Linked DNA regions of Homo sapiens: all the other regions are linked to region 3. Evidence: chromatin loops called from intact Hi-C (ENCODE). Cell type or tissue: heart right ventricle. All regions are shown on one strand. Links, peaks and the distances in the headings refer to the core of each region. The heading gives the core; the rest is flanking DNA. Region 1 has its middle 9.3 kb from the start of SYT2. Region 2 overlaps SYT2 (synaptotagmin 2). Region 3 overlaps PPP1R12B (protein phosphatase 1 regulatory subunit 12B). Region 4 overlaps SYT2 (synaptotagmin 2).

Region 1 (5,649 bases), core at 194-5,193, 250 kb after region 3:
ATCTCGGCTCACCTCTCAGAGGCCATGAGTTAGTGACTTCATTTCATAGCAGCATGGTGAGAGTCAGCTTAGGTTATCTGATATCTAGGACAGTACCTGATGCTCAGTCAGTGCTCAGTGCGTATTGAGTATTACAGTAACTGTTATTATTTCTGGCTCCAGAAGACCAGCAAGCCTAATGATGATTCTCTACATTGTTTGCTCCAGAGAGGTTGAGTGACTTTCCCAAGGAAGCCCAGTGAGTCTAGAAGCCATGGGATAGCTGCCTACCTCCTCATACTGTCTAGGGCCTGGCTGGAGAAAAGTTCAAAAAGGAGGATTGAACACCCTTTGTTAGATCCTGTTCCTACCACCCTAACCCCTGGCCACAGAACATTGATTGCACATGGTCTCATTTCTAGACTCAAGATAGCTGTGTGTGTGTTCGTGTGTGCACGCACATGTGCACACATGCTAAGACCTACAAGCAAAACATGTTTATTGGTCTTTTTAATTATTTATTTTTGAGATGGAGTCTTGCTCTATTGCCTAGGCTGGAGTGCAGTAGTGCGATCTTGGCTCACTGCAACCTCCTCCTCCTGGGTTCAAGCAATTCTCCTGCCTCAGCCTCCCAAGTAGCTGGGATTACAGGCGCCCACCACCATGCCTGGCTAATTTTTGTATTTTCAGTAAAGACAGGGTTTCACCATGTTGGTCATGCTGGTCTCGAACTCCTGACCTCAGGTGATCCACCTGCCTCATCCTCCCAAAGTACTGGGATTACAGGCGTGAGCCACTGTGCCCGGCATTGTTGGGTCTTTTTTCTGGGTTTTGGAGCACTGTCTAGGAGCTTCTGCCCGAAAACGTTCTGCTATCCCAAGGGCAACTTACCTTGGGTCCAACCAGCCTAATGCCGTGGTTTCCTTTCCCTAGTCAGGCCAGGCACCTTAAGAGTTTCCACACATTTGCTTATGCAGTTCCCCATCACTAAGGTCTTCTTGTATGGATTTGCTTTGGTTGCCAGGAATGCAATATACCTAGCCTCAGTCCCAACTGAGGTGGCTTTGCTGATGGTGGGTGGAGGAGTTGAGAGCTGAGTACCATGGTAGAGCTGCCATCCACACCCCAGCAGGCCCCTGAGGGCAGGGTCCCTGCCTACAGACCTGAGTGTCTGCCCTCTGGGGCAGCAGGTACCGTAGCCTTAAAGAGGCAGCTGAAATGCATTTGTGACTTCAGTGAATTACCCAAACCAGTTTAGGAAAAAAAGAATGTTCACTCAGTTCTCTAAAAGAAGGCTTATATAAGCCTCACTCAACTACCGGTGGGAGAAAAACCACAGCCTTTAAGGGCATCCATCAGCAGCTATGTTGGGGAGTCGTTAGGAATGGTTTACTGCTTTGTGGAACCACACATCTGAGAGGCGGCTCAAGAGTACTCAGCGGCCTTCCATCTTGTTTATAGGGCTCAGCCTCAGGAGCCAGACTGTCTGGGTGCATCCTGGCTGTCTATGTACCAGCTGAATGGCCTTCAGTCTTAACCTCGCTGAAGCCCAATTTCCTCATCTGTAAAATGGGCATGATAGTATCAATCTCATTGGGATGTTGTGAAGATTAAATGAGTTAATATATGCAAGGGATCCAGAGCCTGGAACGTACTAAGTGCTGTGTTAGCTTTTATTATTTCTCACCATGAAGTGTGCTAATGTGAAATGCCTTCTTCCTCAGCTTGCCCTAGATGTACATCTTGTTCTGGCTACACAGAAGTCACTGAAGGTACAGAGCACAGACTCCTGGGACCTCTTCCCTAGTTCTTCTCCATTCACACAAAGAGTTGCCTCAGTATTCAAGGGAACCACTGAGCCAAAGCCTGTCCCTAGTCAGAGAACCATTACTGGAACAATTTGCAGCCAATGCCCCTGACTTACCTTAGGTGGTGCTTTAGGGAGCTGCAGTCAAACCAAACTTATGAGGGGAGGGGCAGATAAGGACAGAGTACCCCTGGGGACCTTGTAAACCAGTCTTATTTTAAACATGCCAAGGCTCCATCTTCGGCAAAGCCACATGGCCAGTTTGGCAATAACCTTATTTCAAGTGTCAACTCAAATCAAATTTTCACCTTTCCTAAGCCTTGCTCTTTCTTCTCTAGCTCCATCACAATGTGCACGCACACTGGAACAAGAAACTTGAAACATTATTTTACATAGTTTCCTTCTATATTAAATTTCAAGCTCCTTGGGTATAGTGCAGTGTCCCCGTTCTATACAAATCTACAAAGCCTAGTAGGTGGTTAGTATGCTAGGCACATAACTGGGATCATCACTGGCTTAGGGATTGGCTCCACCTCAGGTAGAATGAGAATCCAAAGCCTGATCTTCAGTCTTAGGTCTACAGCCCAGTCCAGCCTGGGCAATAGCAAGACTCCATCACTAAAAAGATAAAAATTAGACTGGGCATGGTGGCTCACACCTGTAATCCCAGGACTTTTGGAGGCTGAGGCAAGAGGATAGCTTGAGCCCAAGAGTTAAAGACCAGCCTGGGCAACATAGTGAGACCTTATCTCTATTTTTAAAAAAACAGAAAAAAAGAGTAAAAACTAAAAAAAAAAAAAAAAAACATTAAATCTCCAACCTAATCTTCCAAACAGCAAGCAGGTTAGATATACACAATGAACTGAAGAATTTTGTGAGGGGCAAAACATTGCAGAAGATTAGATCCTGATGTCTAACTTCAGGGCAGGTCACAGACCAGAAACGGAATGGAGAGTGGCCTTAGGTATTCAAGTCTTTCCACCACCGCTTTCCCTCCCGTGGAACTAGGAGGGGAAGCAGCTCAATCCTGGTCCTCTGCTGCCCTCTTCTGTTGCTTATTAGAAGCTCCTCCTGGCTTGTCCCGAAGGGCCTGGAAAACAGCCACTTCCTCTCCAACATCCCATCCCACCTGCCCCACCCTATGGTTTCAGTATATTAGGGGATTGATATTACAAGCAAGAAAGATAACTGTGATTGCCATTAGTTCAGACTGGGCTACTAATTTGTCTTCCTGAGCAAAAAAGCAGTAGACTTGGGCACAGCCTTCCTTTTTTTTTTTTTCCTTTTTGAGATGGAGTCTAGCTCTGTTACCCAGGCTGGAGAGCAGTGGTACGATCTCGGCTCACTGAAACCTCTGCCTCCTGGGTTCATGCCATTCTCCTGCCTCAGCCTCCCGAGTAGCTGGGACTACAGGCGCATGGCATCATGCCTAGCTAATTTTTGTACTTTTAGTAGAGACGAAGTTTCAACATGTTGGCCAGGCTGGTCTCGAACTCCTGACCTCGTGATCTGCCCGCCTCAGCCTCCCAAAGTGCTGGGATTACAGGCGTGAGCCACCGCGCCCGGCCAGCCTTCCTTTTAAGAACGCTGGAGTTGCCCCCACATCCAAGGATCTGGCAGATATGGAGCATGCTCCTTATTTTGAACTCTAAAGCTAACAAGTTATCCTATAGAGGCAGATCTTTTTTTTAAGCTTACAAGTGAGGGCACAATTTTGCATCAAAATTCCAGCCTTCCACCCTCACCCACAGGGAAATATTACCTCATGTGTTACAAGGATTAAATAACATATGTAAAGCCCTAATAAGACTGGGCGCAGTGGCTCACGCCTGTAATCCCAGCACTTTTGGAGGCTGAAGGGGGCAGATCACTTGAGGCCAGGAGTTGGCCAGGAGTTCAAGATCAGCCTGACCAACATGGTGCAATCCCATCTCTACTAAAAATACAAAAATTAGCCAGCATGGAGGCACAGGCCTGTAATTCCAGCTACTTGGGAGGCTGAGGCGTAAGAATCGCTGGAACCCAGGAGGTGGAGGTTACAGTAAGCAGAGATCTCGCCACTGCATTCCAGCTGGGGCGACAGAGTGAGACTCTGTCTCAATTAAAAAAAAAAAAGCCATAAGAACAATATCTGGTAGTTAGTGCTATAGAAGTGTTTTGTTTTTGTTTTTGTTTTTGTTGTTTTTGAGATGGAGTCTCACACTCTCGCCCACGCTGGAGTGCAGTGGCACCATCTCGGCTCACTGCAAGCTCTGCCTCCCAAGTTCATGCCATTCTCCTGCCTCAGCCTCCCCAGTAGCTGGGACTACAGGCACCCGTCACCACGCCCGGCTAAATTTTTGTATTTTTAGTAGAGACGGGGTTTCACTGTGTTAGCCAGGATGGTCTTGATCTCCTGACCTTGTGATCTGCCTGCCTCGGCTTCCCAAAGTGCTGGGATTACAGGCATGAGCCACCGCGCCCGGTGCGTCTTTTTTTTTTTTTTTTTTTTGAGATAGAGTTTTGCTCTTGTTGCCCAGGCTGGAGTGCAATGGCACGATCTCGGCTCACTGCAACCTCTGCCTCCCAGGTTCAAGTGATTCTCCTGCCTCAGCCTCCCTAGTAACTGGGATTACAGGCATGTGCCACCACGCCCGGCTAATTTTGTATTTTTAGTAGAGACGGGGTTTCTCCATGTTGGTCAGGCTGGTCTCGAACTCCCGACCTCAGGTGATCCACCCACCTCAGCCTCCCAAAGTGCTGGGATTACAGGCATGAGCCACCGCGCCCGGTGTTTTGTCTTTTAAACTCATAGATGTGATAGAGGTCATAGTATTAAAAGGACATGGGATTGGAGTCTGGCTCAGCTACTGGCCACAAGCCTTATGCAACTTCTGCCCATATCCCAGTTTAAGTCACACCTCCTCCACAACTGATTCCTCGGTGCTCAGTCTATAGGCCATCTAGCAAAGGAGATAATGATACCTTCCTATGTCCGCTTCCCTGAGGACCTCATCATTCTGGACTCATAAAAAGCCTTCAGTAATAATACATGCCAATTCTGTCCTCCACCCTTGTCCAGTGAAGGTGGCTCTGGGGTAAGGAATTAACAGTGAAGTTTCCGATCAGCACACTTTGGCCCTCTGTCCAGGGCCGCCTTTCCTTGTGGTCATCACTTAAATTGTAATGCCTATACCAAGAGCACCTCGACTCTTCCCATTTTCCCTTTGATCTATACATAAACCTATCCCATGACCAAAGTTTAGAGGAGGAGGTATGCAAAGACCCAAAGGTTTTCTCCGCTATTAAGGGCTGGCGACTTACAACCCCTAATAATCTTAACTGAAGATTAGTACCTAAACTCAGTGTCATGTTTTTCCCTCCTTCTGACCAATAGGACCAGCCATCAATATGGCAAGAGGATACATGGCCCTTATGGAAACCGAATGGTGCTATCTGGTGGCCAAGCTGAAGTGGCAGCCAGAGTTGCCCTAAGTTTAGCCGTGGCTCAAAGGACACATACTGAATGAAATCAATGGGAACGATGTTGAGGTAAGTGCTTGCATATTCAGTCACACTGCCTTATTCTCTCTTCTAACTCCCCTCTGCTTAACTGGACATTCTTTTCCTTGATTCAGTAAGACCTGCTTTAGTTGTTCACTCTTGCTCCTTGAAGGGTTTGAGTGGAGTGTGAGGTGGTATGGAAATGAAGAGGGCACAGAAACAGGCTGTGGGCACTCATGTCCACCATGTCCTCTGCTAATCTCCTAAGGCATGCCAAAGTCCAGAAGCCTGTGCCCAGGATCTGCCTCTTGTGAAATTGCCTAATGTACAGAGGTATCTGTGAAACACACCATGTTAAGGACCATGGGTTCTTGGTCTCA
Region 2 (5,649 bases), core at 262-5,261, 140 kb after region 3:
AAGGAAATAGTCAGTCTAAGGTGACGCCCAGGTTTCTGACTTGGGCCACTGGGTAAATGATGGACTGTGGGGTCATTCATTGAAAACAGAATTCAGATGAAACAGGCTTGGCTGGGAAGAGGTAGGAAGAAGAACATTACATTGGTTTTAGGCATGTTGAATTTGAGATGCCTGGGTCAGGATGCTCTAGATCTAAAATTCTCTGTAATGAGGACTTCTCTTGGATTAACATTATCACTGAGCTGCCCAGTGTTCCCTTGAAGTATTCCATCAATAACATCATACACATCTCCATAGATGACAGAACCAACTCTGAAGATTCTCTTGTACCCTTGCCCCCAGCCCTCCTGCGGGGAGGAGAGGGGGTGGGATCAGCTCACTACAAAGAAGGAGAGACCAAGACTCCATGATAACCGACCACTCTGCAAGCCCCCAGCTGCGCCTGACTTCCCGCCCAAATGGGTGGGTGGGTGGGTCTCTTGTCCTACCACGTCCAGATCCCACTCATACCTGGAAATGGTGAAAACCAGACCTCATCTCCAACATTTACAGAACTTGCTGGTGAGAAGGAAGGAAAAATAGAGAAGGCTGGAAGGGTGGAGGGAGAGAGGAGAGGAAGCAGATCAGAGGAGTAGATGGGAAAGACCTAGAGAGCAGTGGAAGTGGGGCAGGGATGGCCAAGACAGGATGTGGCTGGAGAGGATGGAGGTGGCAGCGGCCACTCCCACCCTCTCAGCCAGCTCCCAACCCCTCTGGCACCTTTGCTATACCCCCATACATCTGTGTGCATGACCATGGTCCTTCAAGTCCTAAACGAATGATTTGCAGAATTTTTTGAATTAGTTCATGTTTATCTCCTCAGAAAAGGGGGATCCCTGAAGCACTTGGGAAGGAGGCCCCACCCAGGCACCATTAGACCTCGAGCCTTCCCCTACCAAGAAAGGCTGTTCCATGGTCTCTAGGTGAGTTCCCTCTCTTCAACCTCCCCATACATGTTTGCCTCCCCAAACCCTGCTCCATGCCTAGGAACCCAGGGCTCCAGCACCTGAATCTGCTCGAAGGGGATCTCAAAGCTGAAGGACTCGTTGAAGTATGGGTTCAGGGTCTTCTTCTTCACGGTTGTCTTCTTCTTCTTGAGCCTCTTGCCATTCTGCATCAGGTGGATCTTCACGTACGGGTCTGCGGAGGGAGAATCCCAACCCCAGAGAGGTTCCCCTTAGCCCCCAGCCTTCCTGCCGAATGTACCAAGGCCTGCCCAGAGCATCGGTCAAGAGGGGGTCTTCACTCCGCTGAGACCAGGCCCTCAGAAAGCCCCAAGTCATGCCATCCAGTTCAAAGGTGGCAAAAGGCTTCACCTCCAGGACCAACTGTGACCAGTTGGTTGTGGCTTCCTGAAGCATTGGGTGGAGGGCATTTCTGAGTCTAAGTAAGGCCTTGTGAGAAAGAGTCTGGGGATTCATCTGTGATCCTGTACTGGGGAGTGGGTGGGGAGTGCTGAAGTCAGGACACACATCTGCTGGGTCATAATCCCAATCCGATCCCCCTAATCTTGCAGACAAGAAACTGAGGCCAAAGAACGGAAATGACCTGCCCGAGGTCACACAGCGGGTCAGTGACAGAGCCAGGCTGGCACTGAAACGCGCTGGTTGGAGCCCATGCCCAGGGCTGATTCTCTGGGAAGGCAGCTGAGGCAGCAGGCTTCATCCACTAGAGCCCTGTGCCATGGGCCAGCCCCATTCACTGCCAGGTAAATGTGATATTCAGAGCATCTTCCACTCCCTTGCCTCACCCTCCCCTTTCCAGGGCAGAGCCAGCAGAGCCTACAGCCTCTTCTGGAAACATGTCTCGATTGTGGTGTCATGCTTTGGGCTAAGCCCTGCTCATTTCCCTGGGAGAAGTAAAATCCTAAGTCACAAACTTATCTGGGGATGAAATTTCTCTGATCCTTTTCTCTGTAGCCCACAGTGCATGGCCAGAGAGCGCTGGGAAGGCAGCTCTGATGGGGACAAGGGGCCCTTGGAGAAAAGGAGGGCCTGGGAAGCTAAGGCTCCCCCGCTCCTCGAGGAGACATCTCAGTCCCAGGGCAGCAAAGTGTTCCTCTTCACTGGAGTGTGCAAACTCTGGGACTTGGTGCTGACTGGCTCGCTGGTGCCACCCAATGGCAGCCAGAAGCTCTCCACGTACCTGAAAGGCCGCCCACGTCCATCTTCTTGAGGTTCTTAGCCTCCAGGATGCAGACAGTGAGCTTCCCGGCCGTGGGCACATAGCGCAGGGAGGTGCAGATGTCGCCCAGCTTCTCCGGCTGTCCAGGGGAAGAGCAGGACTTGGGTCATCTCACCCATCCTAGTGCCTCTCTCATGGCTGACCTCTTTCTTGCCAAAATTAGCAAGGCAGTGATGTGTCCCTGCCTCCCTCATCACCAGTCCCCATATATGTGATGGCCGAGAAGGTCTTCCAGCATCTGACCTTGGGTCCCCCTGATGCAGTGCAACAAAGTCCCTGAAAGTGACAGGTTGGGACCTCAGGAGCCGTGGGCTGAGGATGCTGACAGATGAGGGGGGTAGAGGACAGCTGCGGTGGCAGGACTGAGGGAGGGATCCCTGGGTGGATCTGGGATCTGGGAGGTTGGGAGTATGTTTGGGCTCCCACCCCAGGCCCTGGTAAGGTGGGAAGGTGTGCGAGAAGCGGGTGGGTTAGCCACGTGTCCACCACCAAGGGCCCTGGGGGACTGAATGTCTCAGAAGCCTTCTTTCCCTTAACAGTCCCACCCACCAAGATCTCTCCTTGTGGACCATTCCACTTGTAGTATGATTTGTGGTTTTCGGAGCAATTTGCATCCCTTTTGTTACTATCACTGCAACTCTTTGATGTAAACAAGACAAGAATTCTTTGTAACCAATGAGAAACTGAGGTTCCCAGAGGCCATGGTTTGCTCAAAGTCACACAACAATTTAGCACTGTAGGCAGGCTGAGGACCCAGGGCTCCTAATTCCTAAGGCCAACACCACACTGCAGAGTCAAAGCTGCTCAAAGTCAAAGCCACCCAGGGCAAGACTGACGACATCACACAGGTCCTGGTTCAGGTGTGCTGGCCTTCCTCCCAGGCACAGGGGACAAAAGGGAAAAAAGGATGTCTTAAGCTTCTCTACTCAGCCCTCCATCACTGCCTAGAGTGTGCCAGGTAGCAGGGCCCTGGCCAAGACAAATGATTGATGCCCAGAAGGAAGAATGGCTAAAATGGAGTTTTAGGTACACAGCAATTGCTCAGCAAATATTTAGTGAGTGAATGGATGCTGTAGCAGTTCTGGGAGGACAAGTCCCTTTGCTGAGTATCCTTTAGAACAAACATGAGCTTTTCTTGTGGGTGAACTGAGGCACAGAGGCGTGAATCACTGGCCTTAGGTAATAGCAGAAGCTTAGGAGTAACAATAATAATGGTGTTTTTATTTATTTGAGTACCTACCAAATACCAGTCGCTGCGCTAGGCGCTTTATGCAGGTAATGAATCCTCATCTGTAAAAAAAGACTAAAGGAGGGAACCCGAGTCCAGAGAGTGTAAGCAACTTGCCCAGGGTCACACAGCCAGGCAGTGTGGAGCTGGGATCCTAACACAGGTCGTCTGCCTCCAAAGCCCACCCTGTTTCCATCATGCCAAGAGGTGGAAGCCCACCTGTACATTCGTCTTTCTGCCCAACCTGGCCTCATCTCTGCTCTTACCTCCTCCTTTTCCCCGCCTTGCAGGTCTCTCCACTCCTCAATGGGCTGGCCGAGGTCCACTGTGTTCATAGGCACCTTTACCTCTCCAATGATGTCATGTTTGGAGAAGCGGTCAAAGTCATAGATGGCCATCACCAGAGTTTTGCCCCCAAGCTCCTGGTATGGCACCTGCAGGGCACAAGCAGAATCAGAGGGGGCCAGAGCGACTCACGCACCTCCAGGGGTGCTATGGGCAGGGGCCTGCATTCCAGCCCACAGGGTCCAGGTTAGTGTGCCGAGACAGACAAAGACCAAGGCTTTTGGGGAGCAGAGTGTGAGGGTGGGGTGGGAGGGATCCCGATCCTCCATAGAGGCCGGGGTAGCCCTGCAGTCAAGGCTGCCATTGTTCCAGGCTGAGCCATGGCTAAGGACCAAGGAAAGGTCTGTAGAACTCAGCAGAGAATTGGGATCAGGCAGGGAGCTGGAGTCACCCTTCCAGCCCTCAGCACCTTGAAGGTGAAGGTTTCATTGAAGGCAGGGTTCAGTGTCTTCCGATGGACTTTGGTCTCATATTTCTTCTTCTTGTCAGGAAGGAGGAAGACCTTGACATAAGGGTCTGAGGTGCCTCCCATGTCCAGGGCAGGCAGTTCAGCAGCCTGCAGAACGCCCACAGTAAGCTGTGGAGAGAGATGGGGAGAAGGGGCCTGAGTCTCAGGACTGCTCCAATACCACAACTGGCCCCAGACCCAGCACCCACCAATTCCGTCCCAGAGGAGGCAGTTGGGGCAGGGAAATGGCGGGAGGCTGGTGCTAGAGAGGAAGATTGGTCTCCATTTCCATCCCAAGGAATTTGGAATGGCATTTAGGAAACCTGAGAAAGGGAAATTGCCTTGCCCAAGGTTGGTGGGGAGGTTAATAGCATAATCAACTTGGAACCTTCCCCAAAGCAGGCTAGTGGCCAAGCCAGCATCAATGTCCAGAGCTATAGGCCCTGCAGTTTCCAGCCTGCCTCATTCTATGGAAAGGAGTAGTGCCCACACATCTCTGAGGGAGCTGTTTCTATCCCCCTTCCACCCAACTCCCAGGCCTCTCCCCATTCCCCCACTCTGCCCCCCCACAGCCCTGCATACCTGATTAGCCTGAAAATCATAGTCCAGGGAAAACTGCAGTTTGCCCAGGTTCTCTGGCTCTTTCTCCTCCTCCCCTTCACCTTCCCCCTCAGTCAGGCCTGTCTCTGCGTCGTCGTCATCCTGTGGGAGCTGGGGGAGAGAGGGAACAAGTTAAAAGGGGAGGACCGAGAAGTCTGGCTTAGCACAGGATGACGGGAAACCAGCCCCTCTGTGGTAGACCCTGACTCAGAGCTGTGTGTGGTGGGAACACAAGAGGGAACGTGGCCCTGCCATGGGACCCTCCTTCACGGCCCATCAGAACCCCTAGGTGGCTCCTCTACCCCCAACCCTGTGTTTGAGACATGGCTCTGGTTTGGGCACCACTCTCCTGCCTCTGAGACACACTGTGCTATGGGACCAGGCCCTGTGCCAACTGCTCCATAGCTTCTAGGGGCTGGTGTGGGGGTAGGATTTACTTCCCTTGTAAGCCCTCTCCCAAACACTTTCCCCAGCTCAGGCCCCACGCATCCTGGGCAAGACATACCAGAAGTACGGTCCAGGCAGACAGGAGCAGAGTGAGCCCACAGAGGTGGAGAGAGAAAGAAGAAAGTGATGTAAGAGAAAATCCTGCAGCTCAAACCAGCCCCTGAAGTCACCACAGCCACTCCTCAAGACCAGGAAGGGCTACACCCAAGTCATCCTGGAACCCCTCCCAACACACTCTCACACTCACACACACTGCAGGTTCCTTTTGGGCCCACATACATACACATACCTGCATGTGCAAGGACATATACACACACACATGCACTCAAAGGCCATTTAGATCCCTGGCTTCTGAGAT
Region 3 (5,649 bases), core at 62-5,061:
AAGCAATGAGATTTAGAGCCTTGAATAAAAGAGTCTATTTTCTTTTTTCCGTATTTCTGTTGCTAAACACGGCTGTTGCCAACACCATCTCACTTCATTTTCCAGAGATAAGGGCATTTGTCATGCGTTTCTCAGCCCACCACTTAACAGTTCAGGAGTGGAAGCTTAAAGTGTTTCCCCCTCCCCCTCAGGACACGTGCATTTAGAAGAAAGGACAAGAATCCATTTCCTTATGTAGCAGAACCTCTGATAGTTCTATCCCAGTTCCCAGCCACTTCAGAGTGAAGACAGTCACCCAACACCTGCTACTAAAAGCCCTTATCAGCCATGTTTTTGCGGTTAATCTCCTTCTGATAAAGTGGTTCATTTTTCAGAGCTGTGAATATTGGTGACATGTAGGAGGGACCAAAATTTTCAGCCCTCATTCAACCCTCCCTTGTTTTTTATCAGTTGATTTTCCCATGTTAGAAAAGGACAGTTGCTGGTACAATCTCATAAAATGGGCTCCAGTGTTTAGAGAAGGACAGTCAGAGGAGTGGCCACCTGTTTGTTGAAAATTGGGCTTCTGGGAAAGTTGCTGCACAAGTGTGTGGCAAGGTGTGTCTGAGATAGCTTGACCTGCTTTCACCTGGAATGATTTGATCTGGCAATAGAGTTCCTTGCCATTCCTGGTTTTATGGAAATCAGAGGCACAGGAAGTTGATCTGGGTGTTCTGGGGAATTGAGACAAGCCTCTGCCATAGTTTGTTAGTACTCTGTGTTTGGATGCTAACTCCAGTGTGCTGAGTTGAGACATCAGCAAGTGCTGGGCCTGGAATGTCAGAAGCAGCAGGTAAAATTTCTTTGTTTGATAGCTTTAATGTCCTAGATGCATGTTTCTTTGGGAAACTGGCTTGGTTGCATACTTTGATTTGGTGGTATGGTTGGGGAAGTGGGAGAAGGCAAGTGGTAAGAATAAGATATAACCAGTTTGGAACTTCTCTAGTGTTTCTTCACATTACTAATGAATTTAAACATGTGCACTGACTTATAAACATCAGACCCAAAAGATTAGGGTAGCAGAGGACAATTAAGAGTTTCAAGAAGTAGAAACATGCTTCTCTTTTAAAGAAGAAACTGGAATTGGCACTGTTATTCTTAAGTTGGATAGTAAGACACAGGTGATGGTTTATTATTCTTTATATCTTTTTTGTTTGCCTTAAATATTATATATGTTTTAAATAAGTAAAACAGAAAAAAGTATTGTTGGATATTTAGGGCAATTACAGAAAGAAGCTCATTTACATAGGTGAAGGGGCAGATTGCAACTTGAGTTGGCCTTTGAAATTATAAAATGAAGAGACTAGTTCAATCAGGTATGGGTAAAAGTTATTTACTTACTACACACTCTACAATCAGATTGAATATTAATGGAAGTTAATGTTTTTCCATGTGTATAAGATGAGAAGTTTCCTAGTTGATCTTGTTCAGAGGACCAATTTCTGGACAGAATACAAACACATGCTGAATCAGGCAATATAGAAAATCCTGCTGATCGTTAGTCATTTTAGTTCTGTAGAGAGAGCACTCACCAAACTCTGAATTCAGCCTACCCAGGACTATACTTTTCTCTCTATTTTTCTTATCCCTTTCTCTCAACTCTTCTTCCTGGTAATTGCGTCACTTTACTCAGGTAGAAAGATTAGGCCTATTTCCTGTACATTTTACTTTCATGACCCTCTTCCTTTGTCCATGCGTGACCTTCTTTCTAGAATAGTTTTTTCTCACCTTCTTTGCTTAACAAAATTGTATTCATACTGTAAGAACTCCTGCAAATTAAAACCCACTACTGACTACCCTGCTACACCTGAGCCCCAGGCTAAAACTAGTATTCTGTCTTCAGTGTTCTTTTTTTGTAACACTGTCTTAGGATTGGTTTACTAATTAATTAAATGGTATGTTGTTGCTTTTCATTACTACATTCTGAGCTTCTTTAGGGTGCTTTTAATTGGGTTTTCTTCACAGAGCCTAATACATAGTAGATGATGGGTAAATGTTTATTGAATAAAATTATTTCTCAAATGAAAATAAGCCCATGTGTAGTGATCTTCTATGCCCATAAGATGGCAGCAGAAGAACGTCTATTGATCTACTTGAGTGTGAAGCTAGCAAAGACCGTTTTGTGTTTGGATGAGTTCGCAGATGAGCCTTTCTATCCCATTCCATTTAAGTGTTTTAATATAGGGAATGCAGATTTTTTTTGGCACATGAAGGCCCTTTGTGCACTTTCACCCTGGCACTTCTTCACACAAGAGCGACAGGTACAAGGTATAAAGCTCCCTGGATTGCAAGAGAGGATACCTAGTTTACTCTCCAGCTAAGCCCACAATTTATGCCTTCTCAGGCAAGCCATTTAACTTCTCTTGTTCAGTTTCTTACTCAGCTAATTGGTGGAGTTAGGAGATCTATAGGGAATATTAGATTATAAAATAATAGCATTCTAAGTCATCAGTGACTGCCTTAGTTGTGTGCTCAATATTGTGTTAAAAACTGTATGATAAAAAAGGGACATGCCCAAGTGCTCTCATGATCCAAGACATCAAATGTACACATAGTAAGGCATGAGTGTATATTAAGGAATAATATGTCCTTGAGAGCAAAATTGTGTTTAGGTAGGTATATTAAGAGTTCAGAGAAGATGAATGGTATAGGATGGAGTAGTCAGAAGGGGCTTCGTGGAGCCAGAGGAGATTGAGTTGGCCTTTAAGTATATGAAAGGTTTAAATGCTGTAAGAGAATTAATGTTTTTGAAAACTTACTATAAGCCAAGTACCCTGCTAGATGCATTTAATCTTTGTAACTTTGTCAGATAAGTAATATTCTTTTCTTAATTCACGTAAGAGAATGCATTGAGGCTCAGCTAGGTTAAGGAATCTGTCCACAGTCACAGAATTTGTAATGAAAAGCCAGAATTCAAAACGAGGTATTTTGGACTTTGAGGCCCATGCTTGCTCTTCTACACCTCCAAGAAAATGTGTCCAAGGGGTCAGTCTTCACTGGATATTTGTATACCATGAGCTTGGCAATATAAGCACAATGGTTAGAATCTCTTGATATTTATTTGAAGGGAAAGTAGAACTTCTAGGAAATGAGTCTTTGTATAGGGAAATATCACTTCTGAAAGTGAAGCAAATTGAAAACTTGCTAGCCTCTCTGAAATCTAGATGGGAAATAGGGTTTTTTTGTTTTTATTTTTGATTTGAGAACCAAATGAGAGGTTGTCTTATGGGTCATCTGGCTGTCCAGGGTTGGCTGAGGTTGCTGAATATAAGAAGCTTATCTTTGGGAGAGTTCCAGAGCCTTGGGCAGGCATATTTCTATTTTAAGAAGTATTTTTAAAAATGGAATTGGCTGACAGCAATTACCTGAAGGCTTGTTTCTGATTCTTCTTTAAACAGTGATTTTTCTTCCTCTTCCTCAGAGTCTCTTAAATAATACTGGATAGTATACTGACCTAGCTTTTAAACTTATTTTTTCTAAGGAAATCTAGTCTTCTAACCTGATAAAGGGAACTAGAGTATGATTCACAGTCCTTGCGCACTTGTGCTGAAAATGGCTCATTAATCATTGACGTGTAAATAAAATATAGTAATAGCTCAAGAATCCTTTGAGAACTAAATTTCTTTATAATGAAACTGACAGTGTTTAATAGAACACTTAGCATACAAAATTCATAAACATTGGGAAGCAAAACTGCAAGTTTAGCTCTATCTATTACAAAAATACACCTGCACAATGATTTTATTTGTCCTTGACAGTTGTTTATTTTTCCTGTCGTAATAGGATTCACCTTTGACCCTGCACTGCTCTCTAGGGTTACCATGTCTCACTCTTCCCTTCACTGTTAGTCTTGAAACAGTCTTCCAATTTCACTTTATCCATTTCCTGGCCTTCTATTCATTGTTCAACATATTGAAATAGAAATTCTGCCCCACCCCCCAATCCAGTGAATTTTTTCTGGCAAAGGGCCCTGTAAACTTCCTAATTACTAAATTCCTTAGTCACTTCATCTTTTACCTTGAATCCTGGCAGTAATTTATAATGTTGACTATTGCCTTCCTAAATTTTTATTCTACCATAACCTCTCTGATATTATTCTTTCCTGGCTCACTTCTACCTTTTCTGATTGCTCCTTCTTTGTGTTCTTTTTAGCCCTTTTTTTTTTCTGTAAACACCTTAGGCATTGTTCCTTAGGCTTCCTTCTTTTCTCTCCTTAGGACTCTCCCTAGCTGACCTCATCCATTCTGATTGCTGCAGCTAGCACTCAGATCTCTCTCTCCAGCTCAAACTTCTTTGCAGAAGTTCATTGTACTACATGTAAAGGACTTACTTAGGACAGTGCCTAACTTCATGTAGGCACTCCATAACAATAGCCATTTCTGGCTGTTACTTTATCTCCTTATTTCTTATTTCCTTTATTTATCTATTTAAAGTATTGTTATAGGCATGTATTTCTGTAAGAATTCTCAAGTCCTCTTTAGAAAGAGGGAATAAGCCAACAGGTAAACCAAATCTTTCTTTCCTCTAGCCTTAAAAAGGCAAGAGAAAGTCTTTGTTCTCACTTTTTTTTTTAGAAATCTCTGCTAATTGTCTTACATGTCACCCAACTGAGAACTTGGAAATCAAACTAGAAGGCTTTTCATTCTTTACTTCTCATATTTAGTCTGTCACCAAGTCTTGTCTGTCATTCTCCTTAAGAATCCTTCAATTCCATCTTCTCCTCTCTTTCTGTTAACTCAGGCCCTCCTAACTGGGCCTTCCTCTCCCCTGCCCCACCCACCATTCCACCATCTACAGTGCAGCATTAGTGATCTTTCTTATATGCAAATCTCATCCAATCACTGACTCCTGCTTAAAATCTGAGAATGGTCCTGCAAGCAATGCTGTCCTCCCTTGTTTTGTAGGATGTCTCTCTCTTTTTTTTTTTTTTTAATTATACTTTAAGTTTTAGGGTACATGTGCAGAACGTACAGGTTAGTTACATATGTATACATGTGCCATGTTGGTGTGCTGCACCCATTAATTCGTCATTTAGCATTAGGTATATCTCCTAATGCTATCCCTCCCCGCTCCCCCCACCCCACAACAGGCCCCAGTGTGTGATGTTCCCCTTCCTGTGTCCATGTGTTCTCATTGTTCAATTCCCACCTATGAGTGAGAACATGCGGTGTTTGGTTTTTTGTCCTTGTGATAGTTTGCTGAGAATGATGATTTCCAGCTTCATCCACGTCCCTACAAAGGACATGAACTCATCCTTTTTATGGCTGCATAGTATTCCATGGTGTATATGCGCCACATTTTCTTAATCCAGTCTATCATTGTTGGACATTTGGGTTGGTTCCAAGTCTTTGCTATTGTGAATAGTGCTTCAATAAACATATGTGTGCATGTGTCTTTATAGCAGCATGATTTATAATCCTTTGGGTATATACCCAGTAATGGGATGGCTGGGTCAAATGGTATTTCTAGTTCTAGATCCCTGAGGAATCACCACACCGACTTCCACAATGGCTGAACTAGTTTACAGTCCCACCAACAGTGTAAAAGTGTTCCTATTTCTCCACATCCTCTCCAGCACCTGTTGTTTCCTGACTTTTTAATGATTGCCAT
Region 4 (5,649 bases), core at 494-5,493, 160 kb after region 3:
TATTTAATCTTTCCCGGCATTGTATTTGCAGAAGCCAAAGTAATGAGATGGAAATAGGTTAACCAGCAAGACACCTGTCACCGAAGCTCACAGGCTAGAAAGATCAATACTTAAGGAGAAATATATGTCTTTATGTTTTGCACCAATGCTTCAGTCCAACATTTGGTCCTAGGAGGCTGAGGATAAAGTTTTAATGAATTAATTTTCTAGCTCATTCTGAAAATAAGTTACCCATTTCTTTGAGTTCCTTGTGTACCGAGGCCTGATGAGCCTTCTTGGTCAGTGCATGCACACCTCCACTTTGGAGCGAGGTTGTCATTCCGCACACGTAGAAGCAGAGTCTGTTCTTGACTGGCCCTGGGGAAGCTAACAACTCCCAGGTTCCTGAGAGTTGGAACGTCCTTCTAGTGTCTAACTTCAATCTCTCCTGCTGCAGCAACACTCATTTTCCTTCTCTTGATCTCGCTGAGATCAGCAATTCCAGGCCACCTGATGGGCGCCTCAGAATCCAATGGCTGAGGATTGAGCCCTTCCTGCACCAATCTTGGGCTGGCCTGTTAGCCTCCCTGCGCTTGTGCAGCTGTGTGTGGGGGTTAAGCATCCCTGCCCTGCCTGCCTTAAGGACAGCTTCCATGATCAAAGGTGAAGTTTCCTGAGTGAGGCTCTGTAAACCTGCAGCACCTCACACCTGCCTCGGATTATTTATTTCTCTCTGAACCTAGACCCCAGGCATGGATACCCTTAAATCACAGGCAAATATTAATAAAACCCAGCCTGTGAGGGCTGAGGGACTCTTACAGACAACGCAGTCCACAGCCTCTTTTCGAAAACAAAGAAACTGAGGCCCCAAAGGGAGGTGGCTTACCTCCATCACACAAACAACACCGCTAAATGGTGGCAGCCCTGCCTGAGTTGTCAACTCCTGGATTCCAGGCCTTTGTCGCCCCTCAGGCCACCCCACCAAGCCCTGGCTCCATTTGATCCTTGGCTAACTCTTGTAGGGTGCAGGGATAGTAGCAGTGGTGAGGGGGCAGAGGGATGCCCCCGCCAGGCAAGCCCCTCAGCACACCCTCCGCTCTGCCACCCCAGCCAGGATCACAACTTGAAACAGGACAGAGAAGCCCGCCATCCCCATGGGAGAGGAGCTGGAGTCCAGGCTCCCTGGAGAGGGAGTTAATACTGCAGCACGGCGCACTCTAGCCAAGACGGAGAAGCTGCTGAGTCACAGTCCAGCCGCCTGGCCAGCCCTGAGCTGCCTGCTGGGGCCCCCAGCTGCTCCCAGCCCAGGGGGCTGCCTCTGGCCCCCAGACAGGCTGCCTTCCCACCTCCTTCTCCAGAGACTCAGAATCTTGGGCCTCCAGGGTTCCCCACTCCCCAGCACCCCACAACATCTCCCAAACCCACAGGCAGCTGTCCTGGGGCGGAGGAGAGGGTCTTCCATTGGTTGGGTGTCAAGATGCTTGGGAGCAGGCCGGGAAGGGTGGGCGACCCGGAATGAGTGATTGAGTGGGGACAGATGGAGGCTTGGGGACCAGCGGGCCCTGGGCTGCCTGGTGTAGGATACGGAAAGTGTGTAGGGGGGGTGCACCCGTGGGCCCCAGGAGGTCTGTTGTGCGCATGCTCTGAGTGTGAGGGAGGACGGGTAGGACTGTGGGGGTCTGCCCTGGTCGTGCTCCCAAGAGAGGCACTGCTTTCTGCAGAGTGCGTGGGCAACTGCCAGCTGGGGGAGCGCTCACCAGGGGAAAGGGGAGCTCTCTGTGGCTTAGCAGTGATTAACCCACACAATCAATGGATCCTCCAGCCACAGTGTGAGCAGCTCTGCCTCATGTGAGGCACACAGCACCTTCCAGCACAGTCCCGATATCTTTCATGCCAGATGCACATCTTCAATTTCAGCTACAAACTGTTACAAATTGATGCATTTTCTTTCTGACTAAATGTTACAAGGTTTGAACACACTAGCTCTGCCGATCACCGCCCCTCTAAGGGATGGGTTTAGAGGTTTGGCACGAAAGCAAAAGCCTTTTAATAGGAGTGCGTGAGTGTGGTGGTGTGTGTGTGATGTGAGTGTGCATATGTGGCGTGTGCATGTATGTGGTGGGTAGGGGTATATGTGGTGGTATGTATGTGTAGGATGTGTGTGCTGTATGTGTAGTGTGTGTGATGTGGGCGCTAGGGTGTGGGGGACAGTGGGGTGTGTATATATGGTGTGTGTGTGATGTAGGGGGTGGTGTGGGTTAGGGGTGGAGGCTCTAGTGGGGTGTCAGGGGGTATGTGGGTAGTGGGTAGTGGCATATGTGTGGTGTGTACGTATGTGTGGTATGGGGGTATAGTGAGTTTGTGTGGGATGTGTGTGTAATACGTGTATGTGTTGTGGTCTGTTGTGTGTAGTGAGGTGTGTGTGGTGTATAGTAAGGTGTGTATGGTGTGTGTCTGTGTGGTGTGTAGTAGAGTGTGGATGTGTGTGGTGTGTGTGGTGTTTAGTAGTGTGTGTGGTGTGTGATGTGTGTGGTATCTGTGTGGTGTGTGTGGTGTCATAGAGTGTGTGTATGGCATGTAGCACAGTGTCTGGTGTGTAGTAGTGTGTGTGTGGTGTTTAGTAGTGTGTGTTGCGTGTAGTAGGGTGTGTGTGTGGTATGTAGTAGGGTGTGTGTGGCATGTAGTAGGGTGTGTGGTGTGTGTGTGGTGTGTGGTGTGTGTGTGGTGTGTATGGCATGTAGCATGGTGTGTGTGTGTGGTGTCTGGTCTGTAGTAGGGTGTGTGTGGTGTGTAGTAGGGTGTGTGGTGTGTGTGTGATGTGTGCCTGTGTGGTATGTGGCGTGTAGTAGGGTGTGTGGTGTGTGTCTGTGTGGTGTGTTTGTGTAGTGTGTGTGGTGTCTGTGTGTGGCATGTGTGGTGTGTGTAGTGTGGTGTGTGTCTTTGTGGTGTGGCATGTAGTAGGTTGTGTGTGTGGTGTGTGTGGTGTCTAGTAGGGTGTGTGGTGTGTAGTAGGGTGTGTGTGTGGTTTGTGTGTGGTATGTGTGTGGTGTGTGTGGTATGTGTGTCGTGTGTGTGGCGTGTAATAGGGTGTGTGGTGTGTCTGTGTGGTGTGTGTGTCGTGTGTGTGGCATGTAGTAGGGTGTGTGTGTGATGTTTGTGGTGTGTGCTGTGTCTGTGTGGTGTGTGTGTGGTGTGTGTGGCATGTAGTAGGGTGTGTGTGTGATGTTTGTGGTGTGTGCTGTGTCTGTGTGGTGTGTGTGTGGTGTGTGTGGCATGTAGTAGGGTGTGTGTGTGATGTTTGTGGTGTGTGGTGTGTGTGTGTAGTGTGTGTGGTGTGTAGTAGGGTGTGTGTGTGGCGTGGACTGGGAGTGTAAGGGGAGGGGGTGTTGCCAGTGTGCGGGGAGGGGGAAGGGGGCAGGGGCAGGAGCCCGGGCTGGGTGGCAGGTGCCCCCGTTCAAGCTGCAGGAGAGTAGCTGGAGAGACCGCGGCCTCCTCCCCAGCCCACTTCTTCCCTGCGGCCCGTTGAGGAGACCTAGCGGTGCCCCCTGCTGTCCGTCCAGGAGGCTGCCGCCTGCCTCCAGCCCCATCTCCACCCAAGCCAGGCCCACGCCCTCCGCACACAGCCGCACCCCCGCCAGGCTCCCTCCCAGGCCCCCAGTCAACGCTCACACCCTGGAAAGGAGGAGGTGGGCAACCGGTGGGAGGCCGGAGGCAGAAGGAGGCTCCATTAACTCAGTAATGGAGCAGAACATCAGCACTGTGGCATCTGCTAGCCGGCAGCACCGGGGAGGGGGTCCTGTCTCCATCTCTCAGGCCCAGCTGAAATGGGTGACAGCAGCCAGTGCAAGAACATAGCAGAGAATGCCAGAAAGGCTGTGTATGTGTATGTGTGTGCACGTGAACGCCATGTGTATGAACACCATGTATGAATGTATAAACATGCATGAACCAGCACTGTGAACACATATGCAAACATTGTGTGCAGGTGCATTACACTGCCATATGTAGAAATGTGAGAAGCTCCAGGGAAGGGAACGCTGGGGGTCTCGGGCCACACCACTTGTCCAGGAAGCTGGGGTGATAGCTACAGGCCCTGTACGTGGGTAATGGGAGGGGGTGGACTACGATGCGGGTCACCTTACAGCCTCGGGGTTGGAAGAGACCACAGGGTCACCAGCCCCCACCCTCCCTCTGCAGTGGCATCTCTTGCCAGACCCTCTGTCTCCAAAGGTGGCAAGAGGGCTGGGACCTGAAAGAGGCATCAAGAGACCTGGTTTCTCTTCACTTCTTTCCATCCTTTGGAAAGTGGCTTTGCATCTCCCAAGACAGCCTCTCAGCTTTTTTTTTTTTTTTTTTTTTTTTTTTTGAGACAGGGTCTCACTCTGTCACCCAGGCTGGAGAGCAGTGGCACAATCACAGCTCACTGCAGCCTCGACCCCCACGAGTAGCTGGGACTACAGGCGTACCACCATGCCCGGCTCTTTTTTGTAGAGAAGGGGTCTCACTATGTTGCCCAGGATGGTCTCAAACTCCTGGGCTCAAGCAATTCACCTGCCTCAGCCTCCCAAAGTCCTGAGATTACAGGCCTGAGCCACCGCATGCAGCCTAGATAGCCTCTCAGCTTTTAGAACCCAGCCTTCCGAGATGCTTGGAGAGTTCTACCTCTGAAGGCAAGCGGCAGAAAGGGTGGTGGGGTCATGAGAGAACGTGGGCTTTAGAACAGCCAGGGCTGCTTTCCAACCTGACACTTAGCAGCTCTGCAGCCCTGGGAGATGAGTTCATTTCCCTGGGATCATTTCTTAGCTACAAACCGAGGATCAGGTGCCTGTCTCACAGGGATGTTATGAGGATTGAAGAGGCCACATGTGCTGGCACAAAGTGGACCCTAAATACTCATTTCCTTTCCTCAGTTCTCCTCTCAGCGGGGCTAGGCTGAGTCCATGCTGACCACGAACTCAAGGACAGACCTTGTGTTACCCACAACGAGGGGTGCAGTGCTCGCCAAGTCAGGGACTCTGAGCCAGTCCAGGCTCTGTCCAGGAGGGCAAGGGTTGCTGCAGAGGTTGTGCGGCTGGGGAGCCTAAGGCCCAGAATTCTCTTCCCTGGCTCTGTGTGTTCCTCTTGCAGAGACTGCGTCACTTCTTCCTGGTGTCAAAGGTACTTGTATAAGCAGCTCAGCTCCCAGGGGACCACTAGGGCTGTGAGGTGGGAACGTGCCTTGTTTACGACTGCATTTCCTGCCAGCTCCCAGAGGAGCAGCCTGATTGCTGAGCCTGATAGCAGGAAATGGAGGAGGTGGGGGATCTCACCAGGAACTGCCCCCCAACTCTGGCAACCTCCGTCCCATCAAGCTCCCTGCTAAAGGAGAGAAGAGAAACCCCAAAGCCAAAAGAGGCACCCTGTCTAGGTCAGACCGTGACACCCAGGGCCTGAGTGGTCATGGGTGGGGTGTGGACGGGCAGGCGCACTGCCTTGCAGTGCTCCACTATAGGTAGGCAGGCCCATGGCTCCCCATGGGGAAAGGAGATCCAGTGCAGCTCAGGTTCTCTGGAGAGTAATGCGCAAAGGAAGGGCATGAAGACCACTTCCCTGGTTAATGAGGGTTTGACCAGGAGTTGTCTGCCTTACCCAAACTTGAAAATAACCCCTAGCATGTTTAATTGCTTAAAA

Evidence for each region. Hi-C counts contacts between places; a loop is a spot of excess contacts. Peaks named below come from ENCODE experiments on the same cell type or tissue, not always from the same donor. Only the 100,000 strongest peaks of a DNase experiment are listed, where the experiment ranks them.
Region 1: a loop joins it to region 3, with 5 times the contacts of the local background. A loop is called at or near these places in 61 of 110 quality-filtered maps.
Region 2: it touches region 3 in a loop (2.3-fold over the local background); 13 of 110 quality-filtered maps call a loop at or near these places.
Region 4: a loop joins it to region 3, with 4 times the contacts of the local background. A loop is called at or near these places in 11 of 110 quality-filtered maps.

The regions. Positions count from the first base shown.
Region 1 is chr1:202,716,949-202,722,597 of GRCh38, forward strand. No RefSeq gene overlaps it. Among named protein-coding and RNA genes, the nearest start is that of SYT2, 9.3 kb to the left of the region's middle. In heart right ventricle, for the core only: a CTCF peak has its summit at 2,830 (motif pointing left); a DNase peak (open chromatin) is centred at 2,823.
Region 2 is chr1:202,598,173-202,603,821 of GRCh38, forward strand. SYT2 (synaptotagmin 2) reads right to left here. Exons shown (of 9, transcript NM_177402.5): 4 at 4,827-4,946; 5 at 4,206-4,373; 6 at 3,718-3,885; 7 at 2,185-2,302; 8 at 1,046-1,179. Among named protein-coding and RNA genes, the nearest start is that of SYT2, 110 kb to the right of the region's middle. In heart right ventricle, for the core only: CTCF peaks have their summits at 2,156 (motif pointing left) and 2,363; a DNase peak (open chromatin) is centred at 2,139; H3K27ac peaks cover 440 bases.
Region 3 is chr1:202,462,266-202,467,914 of GRCh38, forward strand. All of the region lies in intron 13 of PPP1R12B (protein phosphatase 1 regulatory subunit 12B), which reads left to right. Among named protein-coding and RNA genes, the nearest start is that of PPP1R12B, 120 kb to the left of the region's middle. In heart right ventricle, for the core only: CTCF peaks have their summits at 2,062 (motif pointing right) and 2,268; no DNase peak of the experiment used is centred there; H3K4me3 peaks cover 4,361 bases; H3K27ac peaks cover 4,537 bases.
Region 4 is chr1:202,622,082-202,627,730 of GRCh38, forward strand. All of the region lies in intron 1 of SYT2 (synaptotagmin 2), which reads right to left. Among named protein-coding and RNA genes, the nearest start is that of SYT2, 86 kb to the right of the region's middle. RefSeq lists an enhancer at 633-1,257 and a silencer at 3,368-3,447. In heart right ventricle, for the core only: CTCF peaks have their summits at 3,526 (motif pointing left) and 3,738; DNase peaks (open chromatin) are centred at 3,520 and 5,170.